Linked DNA regions of Homo sapiens: region 2 is linked to region 1. A link is an interaction called in ENCODE POLR2A ChIA-PET data of the cell type or tissue named here. Cell type or tissue: OCI-LY7. All regions are shown on one strand. Links, peaks and the distances in the headings refer to the core of each region. The heading gives the core; the rest is flanking DNA.

What was found. ChIA-PET counts read pairs that join two places held together with the same protein. Peaks named below come from ENCODE experiments on the same cell type or tissue, not always from the same donor. Only the 100,000 strongest peaks of a DNase experiment are listed, where the experiment ranks them.
Region 2: POLR2A ChIA-PET joins it to region 1 with 5 read pairs; 2 of 35 experiments call an interaction of 5 or more read pairs at or near these places.

The regions. Positions count from the first base shown.
Region 1 is chr5:50,426,472-50,432,560 of GRCh38, forward strand. It overlaps EMB (embigin), which reads right to left. Exons shown (of 9, transcript NM_198449.3): 2 at 1,673-1,756. Among named protein-coding and RNA genes, the nearest start is that of EMB, 12 kb to the right of the region's middle. In OCI-LY7, for the core only: no CTCF peak of the experiment used is centred there; DNase peaks (open chromatin) are centred at 2,270 and 3,770; H3K4me3 peaks cover 2,100 bases; H3K27ac peaks cover 3,385 bases.
Region 2 is chr5:50,361,484-50,368,752 of GRCh38, forward strand. No RefSeq gene overlaps it. Among named protein-coding and RNA genes, the nearest start is that of EMB, 76 kb to the right of the region's middle. In OCI-LY7, for the core only: no CTCF peak of the experiment used is centred there; no DNase peak of the experiment used is centred there.

The sequences.
Region 1 (6,089 bases), core at 1-5,000:
AAGAATCCATATGTTTTCCAGTCTCGAGAATCTTTGGATAAGTATGTATGTCAAGAGCCAGACCAAAATCTTTCTGGTCCAAAATTTACAATTAACGTATTGTATTTGAATCTCTCTACAAGATACATTTTATCCTAACAGAGAGATTAACTTCGACAATGGCCAGAGGGAAAGAGAAAATAATAAGTAACAACATAGAAATGTTATAAGTATTGTTTCTAGACAACAATGAATAATGATAAAATCAATATTGATACATATCAATGTTATGAAAATATGAAAACACTCCATTTACAAATAGTAGGTTAAAAATCTTAACAGCAGTAAGAAGAAAGTCTATGGTTCATAAGGTAAAAATTGATAATCAGGAATTGGAGTTATCTTGTCATTTTCAACTAAATTAGAGTCCAGAGACCCAGTAAAAAAGAAAAAAAAAAAAAAAAACACTTAGGACACAAAGCACCTGCCCGGGGCTAATACTGCAAGCTAGCTGCTGAAATGACCTGGTATAACTTTAAGACCAGTTTTACCTAGCAGCTTCTGAAACAAACCACCATGACTCTAAGACTAATTTACCCACCACCATCACTCACCAGTCAGAACTTGTTAGCTCCCAAAAACTTTGCTAGTGCTAATGAGTTTTCTTCCAAAACAATATATAACATTTCTCTCTAATAAAACCTCTAAACTTCTCTTTGGTTTTCAGTCATACTGAAGACCATTCCACTCTCTGTGTAAGCCCTGAACTCCAATTCTGTTCTACCAAATAAAACATTTTGTTTAGAGATTCATCTCGATATTTTTATTTTACATTGACACTAAAAATTATAAATATATCTTCAAATTTAAATTCTGTAGTTCAGCAAAGGTAGTTTCTAAGACCAAACTTTTTGATGGGAAGGCACTAGAGCAACAACCTACATGGAAATGTAACCATTCAGTGCCCAACTCTGAGATCTAATGTTTCTAAATTAATGACAAATCTTTGTCAAAAACAAATCCAAAGTTAAATGAAGACATTATTATTATTATTATTATATTATTATTATTATTATTTGACAGAGTCTCACTCTGTCCCCCAGGCTGGAGTGCAGTGGCTCAACTTCGGCTCACTGAAACCTCCAACTCCTGGGTTCAAGTGATTCTCCTGCCTCAGCCTCCCAAGTAGCTGGGACTACAGGTGTCCACAACCATCCCCAGCTAATTTTTGTATTTGTAGTAGAGACAGGGTTTTGCCATGTTGGAGTTCCTTGCTTGCTTCTCCTTAGCACAGTGACTCATTTGATATCATCTTTAATTTCTCTGGCTAAAGGTTTTCCAACAGATACACAAATTCTCTTCTTGACCTAGAGTGATGTAATGGATGTACCAGCAAGAATTAATGAAAACATAAGAGTATCTGCAAATCAAAATTGATTCTCCCTTTTCTCAGGTATCCATTTTCTGGGGAGCCATTCTTAGCCTTGGCATGTCTGGTATATTTTCCTCCTTTGTGCGCCCCCAGTAAAACGTCCTCACCACATTAGATTCCCAGCTCACTACTGGTATGTTTTCCCACCAGGCCAGGAACAGGGATTACCACTTCGCAAAGCAAAAAGCAGTAGCTTTGTTTAAGAAAAATTGCTTAAACCCTTTTTTTCGAATTGCATTATTTGAAACATGATACATTTACCAGTCAGTGATATGTTATGACTCTCCAAGGAAAAGTTATTTGCCATTATTTCTTCTCTGAGAGGTGGACTTGTAAAAGGCGAATCTATAAGAGAAAGAACACATGATTACACACTCTTATCAAGAGTAAATGACTATCTAAAAACTACTTTGAAACAGCTAAAACACTGTTGTGAACTATTAATGAAAAACTGTGTTTTCAGGAAGCTCAAAGTCTTATATACTTCAAAGACATTTAGAGATATATTAGGCTATTAAATGTGAAAAAAATTCTGATTTTTTTTCTTTTTTAACCTAAAAATCCCTACTGACTTACATCAGATGGCTTTTTTTAAATAACGCCTTCCATTTTTATTCTACTATTATAGTTTCTTTACAAAACATAAATAAACTGAAGATACCAAGGAATCAGATGAGAGAGCCAGAAAATGGAAAGATATGAAGAGGCAGAGAGAGAAGATGAAAGAAGAGCGACAGGCAGACCTTAATAAAGAGAATTAAAAAAAAAAATAGATAGCACTGGGCACCAGGGAACAGAGAAGATAAAATGGCTGACGGGCCAGTTTGGGTTGCTATTTGTTTTCTAGCTACGGTTACCAAGAGGCATGCCCTCTAACACCTGACTTTCAGTTTCCTCTGCCTCTGTCACTTCTCTCTCCTTTTGAAAACTTTAATTAAAGAAACAAGGTTTCTATTTCCACCTCTCTCACTCTCTTCGAAGTTACTTTATTTATTTTATTTATTTTTATTTTTATTTTTATTTTTATTTTGAGATGGGAGTCTCACTCAGTTGCCCAGGCTGGAGTGCAGGGGCATGGTCTCAGATCTCTGCAACCTCAGCCTCCCCGGTTCAAGCAATTCTCCTGCCTCAGCCTCCCGAGTAGCTGGGACTACAGGCTCCCGCCACCACGCCCAGCTAATTTTTGTGTTTTTAGTAGAGATGGGGTTTCACCATGTTGGCCAGGATGGTCTCAATCTCTTAACCTCGTGATCCGCCCGCCTCGGCCTCCCGAAGTACTGGGATTACAGGCATGAGCCACCACACCTGGCCAACAACATGGCCTACTGTTCCTTTTATTTTAGAGTACCAGACCTTACCTTCCAGGAAACTACTCAAATATATCAAAGAAGTCAGAGAAGGGGGAAAAAAAGCTTATTATTGTAAACTTGGCTGCATTATTTAAATTAAATCCCATTCAATTTAAATGAAACCTGAGCCATTTTTATTACACTTTTTAAAAATAATCTGCTCAGAAAGTTATTTCTAGTACAAGATTAGATTTCCAGTTCTTTCATTTTCTTATATGTAAAAGTTAGTGATCACTTTTGTTACTTTAGCTTTAGAACATTGCTTTTACAATATCGCCTAGTAAAATAACGTACCTAGCAGAACCTAACTCTCCAATAGGCTGTGTTCCAAAGGTTTAATCACTTCTAAAACAGCTTTAGAAGTTTAATGCACTTTCTAAACCACCATGGCACATGTATACCTACGTAACAAACCTGCACATTCTGCACATGTATCTCAGAACTTATAATAATTTTTAAAAAAAGAAAAAAAGTCCTTAAATAACATATTAAATCAGACTACCCTCTCACAATGATTATATAGGAAAATATGTCCTGAGTTTCTCACTAGGCTATCAAGTATACAAAACCTTTCCTCCAGTCACATCTAGTATTCATTCATTCATTAATTCATTCACTCATTCATTCATATTTGTACCCATATTCTCCCATTCTCCCTCTCCTCCCATCACCCTCCTTCTCTGTCTTTTCACCCCTTTTCTCTCTTCCTCTTCCCTCTCACCCTCCCCAACTCTCTTTCTCTCTCTCTCTCTCTCTCTCTCTCTCTCTCTCTCTCACACACACACACACACACAAACACACATATACACACTGCTTAAAAGAAAGGCTCCCATAAATGTTATTTTCCTAATGAAAATTCCTTGTTTCCATTCTTGGGGCTAGCATACTTAGAGGTTATATTAAAGACAAAATATTTCAGGAAGATCAAGGCAGATGCTATTCACTTATGGACAGGAAGCCAGGCGGGGGTGGATGAGAAGGAAACCGCTATTCTACTATATCATCTGTTCTGTGAAGCCTGCAAAACGTAAGCTTTGATATCTTTGCTTTCCTCCCCAGGGATACCCCACTGTACAGCAGAATACAATCTTAAGGGTTCTTATTATACTCTTTATCCCTGAAACAAGCCCATAACCTTTTTGAGATTTCCAGCATCATTTATTATTATGGTTCACAGTATCAGTAACAATAAGAGTGACATAAACTAAAGAAAAAATGCTTTCTGTCATTCTTATTCCTATTCCACTTAAGTAAGTGAATATACACAGTATCTCATGCACACTTGGTACTGATGGAGAATATGAAGCTGGGCAAACTTGGTCCTTAAAGGGCTATGTGGATCATAATAGTAGGGGTTTGGGTCCATAATTTGAGATTGAGAGTCATTAAAATTTCGAGCAGCACCCATTAATGCATAGTATATAACTATGCATTAATATATAACTGTATATATAGTTACAGTTATAGTCAGTATATAACTGACTATAGCCAGTATATTTTATACAAATTGGCACATGAGCTAGAGTATGAAGCCTGAGCCTGGAGGTGGAAGAAGGGTGAAGATAATTCCAGGAAGATGAGCTCCAATGCTGGGGCTATTCTCCCTTACTGATCACTAGGACTTGTCATGGATGGGCTCAACAGGGACCTGTGTTAGAACAAGGAGAGAAAATGAGTCTAAGTTTGGCTTTGGCAGAATCTAAGCTGATGACAGTTGAAGGATAGGAAAGGAAGGAAACACCAAGTTTCCAGAGGTAGGGAAGTCTGGGTATTTCCAGAATATACTAGCTGTTGAGGCCATTTACAATTGCTGGCTCACATATTAAAAATACAATCAGACATCCATAAACCAAACACCACCAGTACCTTAACTTCATATTCCCTTTAAGGCACTAATCTTGGTCAAGCTTCAGGTTCCACGGAAAAAGTGCCAAGTGCAAAAGAACACGTGTAACTGCTGTGTGACTTTTGCCTTGGGAAAAGTCCCTTAAAGAGGCAATATACAGAAATGCCTTAAGTGGAAAAGCAGGGCAACCTACAGAAGGTATTAGGACAGTAAAAGAAGTTCTTTGTTTAGGCAAGATTTTTTTAACCAAAAAAGTGAGAATGTAAACCTTATTGCTTTCAGTTGGAGGACAGCTGGCAGGAGGCTGATTCAGCTAACATTGGGGTTTAAAGGAAATTGGCAGGAGACTCAGGCAGATGTGGTTTGAATACTTCCCTAAAAGGATTAGGCTGAGTCACAAAAAGAAGTATAAAATGGAGAGGAAGGAATTTGGGGTCTTAATCCAAATTCTGTCACTGACTGTTACTTAGGGTTTCCAAACGCCATATGCCCAGCTCAGTGCTTTGAAAATATGTCTCCACTGTAAACCTCATCTGATAGGGAAAAAAAATGAGGATCAGAAAAGTTGTATAAATATGAGTGATGATGCCAAGATCATAACATGCATTTCTCAAGTTATCAAACTCACCCTTTCTTAATCATTGCTGGAAAATTTCCATATAGCATTCTTTTACAGGTAGAGACAAAAATATCAACATGAAAGAGTAACATCAAATAGTTGCTCAAGAGATTAAAAGACTTTTTTCTCTCTTTGCAGGGCAGTTGAGGCATAAGACTACTGCATCAAAGAAGTGAGTAACATCTTAATTTTCACCTGTTATAATTTTCTGTGAAATAGCAAAATGGTCTCTACTTAAATGTTTTTCACATATTATATTTTAAAATGTGTTGCTAGAAGGGCATATAATTTATTCTATTAACACTTTCAAGTGAAATAAACATGCTATAATTCTACTTAAAGGTATTAAGGTAACATTTTCACATATTTCATTTTGAGGACTTCATTTAATTGAAGTAAGTTGGGAAGAAAAATAAGTAACACTAGAAAACTGCATTGGGTCTTAAGATTTGCTTTTTTAAATCAGGAAATAAATGCAACTACATCTCTGATTAAGAATAAACATTCTCTCTAAAGCCCCCAAAATCCCTTTATTATATGTTAAAATCTTGGAAGGGTCTGAACTTCATTAAGAAAAAAATGTAAGAAGCAACTATTAGAATAAATATTATTCTTTATCTTTCTCATCTCTATACTGATTGCTATCAACATGCAGTACTTAATTTTAACATTCTGATATACAGCATTATAAATGTGCAACCCAATTACAGAAACACTGATAGGAATGAATATTACATATTATTCATAAAATAGAGATTTGGAAATAAGAATATATTTCTTCATGGAAGCAATGTTATATATAACCATGTGATCCCATGCCAAATTGTAAAGGCCACTTAAGCCATGATATGGTTAAAACTTAGC
Region 2 (7,269 bases), core at 1,409-6,408, 64 kb before region 1:
ATTTATCTTTCCTGGAAAGAGACAGAGAGAGAGGGAGAGGGAGAGAGGGGGAGAGAGAGAGAGAGGGAGGGAGAGAGAATATACATATTATATATATATTATATATATATTATATATATATATATATATATATTCTAGTGCTTCTGCTTACATTCCATTGAATGGACTTCTGCTTACACTTCTGCGTACATTCCATTTAATAGAATTTAATCTTGTGGCTAACTCTAGCTCTGAGATAAAGTGGAAAATGTAGCTTTTATTCTAATTATTTGTGAATACATCAGGGGTACAATTTCCCCAAAAGAATAGTAACTATGCATTGGAGGAATATGAGTAGACTCCGACGTAAGAAGCCATTGGGTGGTGTTGAGCACAGGCATGACACAAACTGATTTAGATTATGAAAGGATCACTTGGACTGCTGTGTGATGAATGGAGGAGTCTAGAGTTGAAGCAAGGAGACCAGCTAGAAGTCTATGATAGTAATCTAAATTCTATCAAGATCATCTTAGTAATGGTTTAATAGATATGTATTTATAAGATATATAAGTTATAAGGTTTACTTTGGAACTGGACAAATATCAGTTACTGACCCTACTTCCTCAAGTTTTTATTGCCTTGATTATTCACTTAATATTTACTTCAAAAAACACAGTCAATAAAAAATGTAGAAATATTTTTCTGTACCCCTACTCTAATGAGATACTCATTGAAAGATAGAAGATTCATTCACTTCCATATATGTGTGTGTGTTTGTCTGTGTGTCTGTATACGTATATATTTCATTGATGCCTAATTCTAACTTTTCACAAAATTGAGAGGGAAATTTAAAATCTTCTTCATGGCTTGTATGTTCCTATATGACTCAGTCCTTGGCCTTGTTATTTCCTAACCTTCATCCTCATTCATTCTAGTACAGCTATGCCAAACTTCTTGCTGCTCCTTAGAGCACACCACACCATAAGGTTGTCCTTTCTCCCCTTCAGACTGCAATGCTCTTTCCCCAGATACTCACATAAGTTTAGTCTGATCTCGGCTTGGATCTTTTCCAGAAATGCCTTCTAGTCACCATATATTAAATAAAAGCACAAGTTAGTCTTTCTTTGCCTGCTACTTCTTTTGTGTACTTATTAATCTCAGCTAATATATTATATATTTTATTTGTCTTTTACTTCATCTGTCTTCTCTGTTAGAAGGTAAGTTCCATGAGGGTAGGCACTTCAATTTGTTTACGATGCTATCTCCTAGACCAATAACTGTTCCAGGTACAGGTACTTACCCACAAAATGTTCTTATACTATTCTTATAATATCATAAAGTATACATCCTATGTACTACACACAGGACATCCAGGATACAGTTAGGCTGGTAAACTGATAAGACACTGATTATCATTTCGATGGTCAGTTTGTTAAAGGACCCCCGAAGAATCTTCAGAGTGTTACTTGGTGAATTCTTATGTTGTTCTGTGAGTTTTACATACAGAAAACAGGAGAATTTTGCTGATATTAGACCCTAAGTTCAGTTTTTTTAATGGGAAAGTGACTGTTACACCGCAACCTGACCTGGACAATTTTTGACTCAACATGATACTATCTAACATTATGTAATTCAAAATTCTGGAAATATACTGATTTCACACTACTGTGGAAATGTTTGGATATAAGTGTGTTATGGATGGGAGTAGAAATTTCCCTCATGAATATTCCCACAGTCAATTATACTGGACAGATTCTCAATCCTGGGGAAGAAAATTCCTAAAGAGCCTCAAGAGGTGCACTATAGCTGAGAAGTGTGAACATCTTTCATTTTCTCTAAATGTTTTGGACATTCGGCCTAGAATCAGTGAGACACAGGTAGTTCCCACATTGGTGGAGGCAACCTGGATGTAAACAGGAAGACGTGGGGCTGATAAAAACTCTGCAGTATAGGGCTGCAACTGTGTAATAATTGTGAATTATTTTCTATGCTGTATTTTCTTCTAGTGTGTGGTCAAGCCTTCGGTAAAATCTTGACAAATGTTCTCTAGGTCATGAAGAAGTAAGGAAAAGGGACTATTCCACATATTAGGATAAGGCAGTCAGAGAGAAAGTAGAGTCCCTTTCCAAAATTCAGAGAGCTGGTCTCTTGGTATGGATGTGCCCAAAATAGTGGCAATTAACCCAGGTGATATAGCTGAGACAGCAGTGCCATATAATAATAACAAAGTTGGAGGGGCAAATCAGAAGGACCTGACACAAGAGCCAGAACTCTGAAAAAATTTTAGAAATTGTTACGCCTCAGAATTTGAGAAAGTGTTCATTTCTGCACTAAAGCATGTGGGAGGTCATTCCATTTTAAAGAAGTCTACGTAGGTAAGATCTCCCTTATATATTCTTTCTATTTATATACCAGAGATCATTCATTTAAAAAAAAGAGCATTTTTCACATTATACTGAAAATTATTGCTTTTTACCCAGCACAAGCCTGTACATTCTTTAAAGACAGGAACTGCCTCATTTATCCATGTATTCCCAGTAACCAGCACACTGCTAAGCAAAGTGAACCCTCCATAAATATTTGTAGAAGGCAGAAACAAATCTTTTAAATAGCATTTACACTCATTCCCATGATTTGAATGAAATAACATATACAAAATATGTGTCTTAATAATGTTAATTGAATCTTAAGTTGTGCCAAGGGCCTTGTACAAACAAAAACTAAAAAAAAAAAAAAAAAAAAAAAAAAATCAGCAAGGAATATTTTAGAATACCTTTATCGCAAAAGCACTTGTGCATTGTTATAGAATAAGAGGTTAAATGACACGAAAATAATGTTCTACATCATTAAAATTCAATAATTTTCTTCTTCACATTTTTACAATTCCTACTCTGTCTTTCAAAATTACAAAACGAGAATTTGGAATAGAGAAAATCCTATGGAAGAAACATGAGAATAAAAAGGTATTTTTCTCTCAATCCAACTGTGACCTAATTCTAAGAAAACACACTAGCTCTAAATTATGATGTCTCTAAATACTTAACTTCCTTCCTCAAGTGTAAGTTCTTGGTATTTTTTTCTTTTTCTTTTTTTTTTTTTTTTTTGAGACAGATTCTCTCTCCACTTCCTGGGCTCAAGCAATTCTCCTGGCTCAGCCTCCCGAGTAGCTGGGATTACAGGCACATGCCACCGTGCCCAGCTGATTTTTGTATTTTTAGTAGAGACAGGGTTTCACCATGTTGCCCAGGCTGGCCTTGAACTCCTGACCTCAGGTGATACACCCATCTTGGCCTCCCAAAGTGCTCGGATTAAAGGCATGAGCCACGGCACCAGGCCAGTTCTTGGTATTTCTTAGGCTAAAGCAAATGATGGCTGATGCCCGATCCCTCACTAGATACTTGTTAGCAACAGTTCTGGCAGATATAACATACCAATTGCAACCACATTCTATTGTGTGTAGTGTAAAAGGAAAATTGGTAAAAAAAAAACCAAACATCTAAGTTCTTATTTATGATCTTAGCAGTTCAAAGGTTATGAAAGGAAAACATTTTGCCACAGTTCTCAGGAATTAGCAAAAATTCAATTGTGTCATAGTTCATTTGTTTGGCATCCTTCTTTCTTAAGTCAGCCAAATGCAAGGACATTCAGCTCCTGTCTTCTTTTAACAGCAGTCATTTGGACTGGGAAGCTTCCAGCCTAAGGTCAATCTTACGGATACTGATTGCTTTTCTGAAACATACTATTACATTAATTGATGCCCATTTACTCTGTGTACACAGGGATACACAGACATAAACATTTAGTACTTTGGCAAATTGATATAATTAAAACAGAAAAGTAAGAATGACAGATGAATTTCATATGTTTTAGAGTCAGATTAATAGCCAAAAATGAAATGATGCCTGTTCCCATTATATAAGGGAACATCATTGTTTCTTTCTACAACAGATTTTAATGAAAAAGTTTTGAGATCTGAGCTCGAATTGTATTTCACCAGGAATTATTAAGCTCAGAATAACAGAAAATAGTAAGGCACTACTTAATAAGTGTAAGAACAGAAATTGATGTTTCATTGCCAAGGATTAGTTTTCTTAACTGTGGTTTCCTCTTTATAAACAGATTTACAGCTTCTGTCATCTCTGTGTACTTTCATAACATTAAAAATAAACTTGGAAAGACTGATGCCCACAAGATGGAAGAATAGGAAGTCCTAGCGTTTAGTTCCCCCAGAGAAACAGCAAACAATAATATATACATGAAAATACCGTTATGAGAAGTCTACAATGTAGGTAAAGAGTTGCAGCACACCACATGAGCACAAAACCAAGAAGAGCCACACTGAAATGGATATGAGTAATTTCACTTTATCCACATCAGCCTTTCCCCCAAACTGGCACAGCTCAGCAGAGAGAGAGATCGCCTGGCCCATGACTTCTACAAAGGGAGTAAAGAGAGGGTGAACCATAAGCCTAACTTCCCAGCTTTTCAATACGCTCCACAAGAGGCCAGTTTCAGTGTTACCTCATACAAAGTGCTGAACGAAGCAGCATACTTCAGATTACTGGAACAGCTTGGAACAAAGAAAAAGGGGTGGGCACGCCCCTACAGCTAGCACAGATCTGCAAGATTGGAAACCGTACAGAACTGAGACTTCTCCCTCAGGAAAGAACATGAATGGGACATGACTCTAATATCCTGTGACTCCAATGTCCCTGGCCTTTCAGCACACTACTCAAGGAGCCAGTGCCTCTCTTGCCTTACACTGAGCACTAAAGGAACTGACATATTCTAACACCAGCAGGAGCAAGAAACCATGGGCTTTAAAAATAAAAAGACTGGATGCCCGGGCAGCTAGGAACACAGGCCTGGAATCCCTAGCCAGGCTGATCAGGAAACTTTTTTCTGTCAAAGCCAGTCTATGGAGAATTACTAGAAGAGCTAGTTGTTTCTTCAAATGTGTAGACGTCAATACAAAGCTACAAAAAATAGGAAAAGATCAGGAAAGCATGATACAATCAAATAAAGAAAACAAATCTCCAGTAATGGATCCTAAAGAAAGGGAGATATAAAAACTATTTGACAAAGAATTCAAGATAGTCATCTTCAAGAGGCTCAGGAGTTGCAAGAGAACACAGACAGTTAAATAAATTCTGAAAAATAATACATAAGTAAATTAAGAATGTAAACAAAGTAATAGAAGTATTTCTTTAAAGAACAAAACAAAAATTCTGGAACTGAAGAATACAGCTGAAATAAAATATTCAATGTAAGTGTTCAAAAGCATATTTAATCAAGCAGAAGAAAGAATTAGTGAACTGGGAGGGGTGGAACCAAGATGGCCAAATAGGAACAGCTCTAGTCTACAGCTCCCAGCATGAGCGACACAGAAGATGGGTGATTTCTGCATTTCCAACTGAGGTACTGGGTTCGTCTCACTGGGGAGTGTCAGAAAGTGGGTGTAGGACAGTGGGTGCAGTGCACCGAGTGTGAGCCAAAGAAGGGTGAGGGAAGTGAAAGGGGTCAGTGAATTCCCTTTCCTAGTCAAAGAAAGGGGTGACAGACAGCACCTGGAAAATCGGGTCACTCCCAACCTAACACTGCAGTTTTCCAATGGTCTTAGCAAACAGCACACCAGGAGATTATATCCCGCGCCTGGCTCAGAGGGTCCTATGCCCACGGAGCCTTGCTCATTGCTAGCACAGCAGTCTGAGATCGAACTGCAAGGTGGCAGCGAGGCTGGGGGAGGGGCACCCACCATTGCCAAGGCTTGAGTAGGTAAACAAAGTGGCCAGGAAACTCAAACTTGATGAAGCCCACCGCAGCTCAAGGAGGCCTGCCTGCCTCTGTAGACTCAACTTCTAGGGGCAGGGCACAGCCAAACAAAAGGCAGCAGAATCCTCTGCAGACTTAAATGTCCCTGTCTGACAGCCTTGAAAAGAGTAGTGGCTCTCCCAGCATGCAGCTGGAGATCTGAGAAAGGACAGACTGCCTCCTCAAGTGGGTCCCTGACCCCCAAGTAGTCTAACTGGGAGGCACCCCCCAGTAGGGGCAGAATGACACCTCACACACCCGGGTACTCCTCTGAGACAAAACTTCCAGAGGAATGATCAGGCAGCAACATTTGCGGTTCACCAATATCTGCTGTTCTGCAGCCTCCGCTGCTGATACCCGGGCAAACAAGTCTGGAGTGGACCTCCAGCAAACTCCAGCAGACCTGCAGCTGAGGGTCCTGACTGTTAGAAGGAAAACTGACAAACAGAAAGGACATCCACACCAAAACCCCATCTGTACATCACCATCATCAAAGACCAAAGGTAGATAAAACCACAGATATGGGGAAAAAACAGAGCAGAAAAACTGGAAACTCTAAAAATCAGAGCACCTCTCCTCCTCCAAAGGAATGCAGCTCCTCACAAGCAATGGAACAAAGCTGGATGGAGAATGATTTTGACAAGTTGAGAGAAGAAGGCTTCAGATGATCAAACTACCCCAAGCTAAAGGAGGAAGTTCGAACCCATGCCAAAGAACTTAAAAAGCTTGAAAAAAAAGTAAACAAATGGCTAACTAGAATAACCAATGCAGAGAGGTCCTTAAAGGACTGATGGAGCTGAAAACCAAGGCACAAGAACTACGTGATGAATGCACAAGCCTCAGTAGCTGATTCGATCAAGTGGAAGAAAGGGTATCAATGATGGAAGATGAAATGAATGAAATGAAGTGAGAAGTTTAGAGAACAAAGAATAAAAAGAAATGAACAAAGCCTCCAAGAAATATAGGACTATGTGAAAAGACCGAATCTACATCTGATTGGTGTACCTGAGAGTGATGGGGTGAATGGAACCAAGTTGGGAAGCACTCTGCAGGGTATTATCCAGGAGACCTTCCCCAATCTAGCAAGGCAGGCCAACATTCAAATTCAGGAAATACAGAGAATGCCACAAAGATACTCCTCGAGGAGAGCAACTCCAAGACACATAATTGTCAGAGTCACCAAAGTTGAAATGAAGGAAAAAATGTTAAGGGCAGCCAGAGAGAAAGGTTGGGTTACCCACAAAGGGAAGCCCATCACACTAACAGCGGATCTCTCGGCAGAAACTAGGCAAGCCAGAAGAGAGTGGGGGCCAATATTCAACATTCTTAAAGAAAAGAATTTTCAACCCAGAATTTCATATCCAGCCAAACTAAGCTTCATAAGGGAAGGAGAAATAAAATACTTCACAGAAAAGCAAATGCTGAGAGATTTTGTCACCACCAGGCCTGCCCTAAAAGAGTTCCTGAAGGAAGTACTAA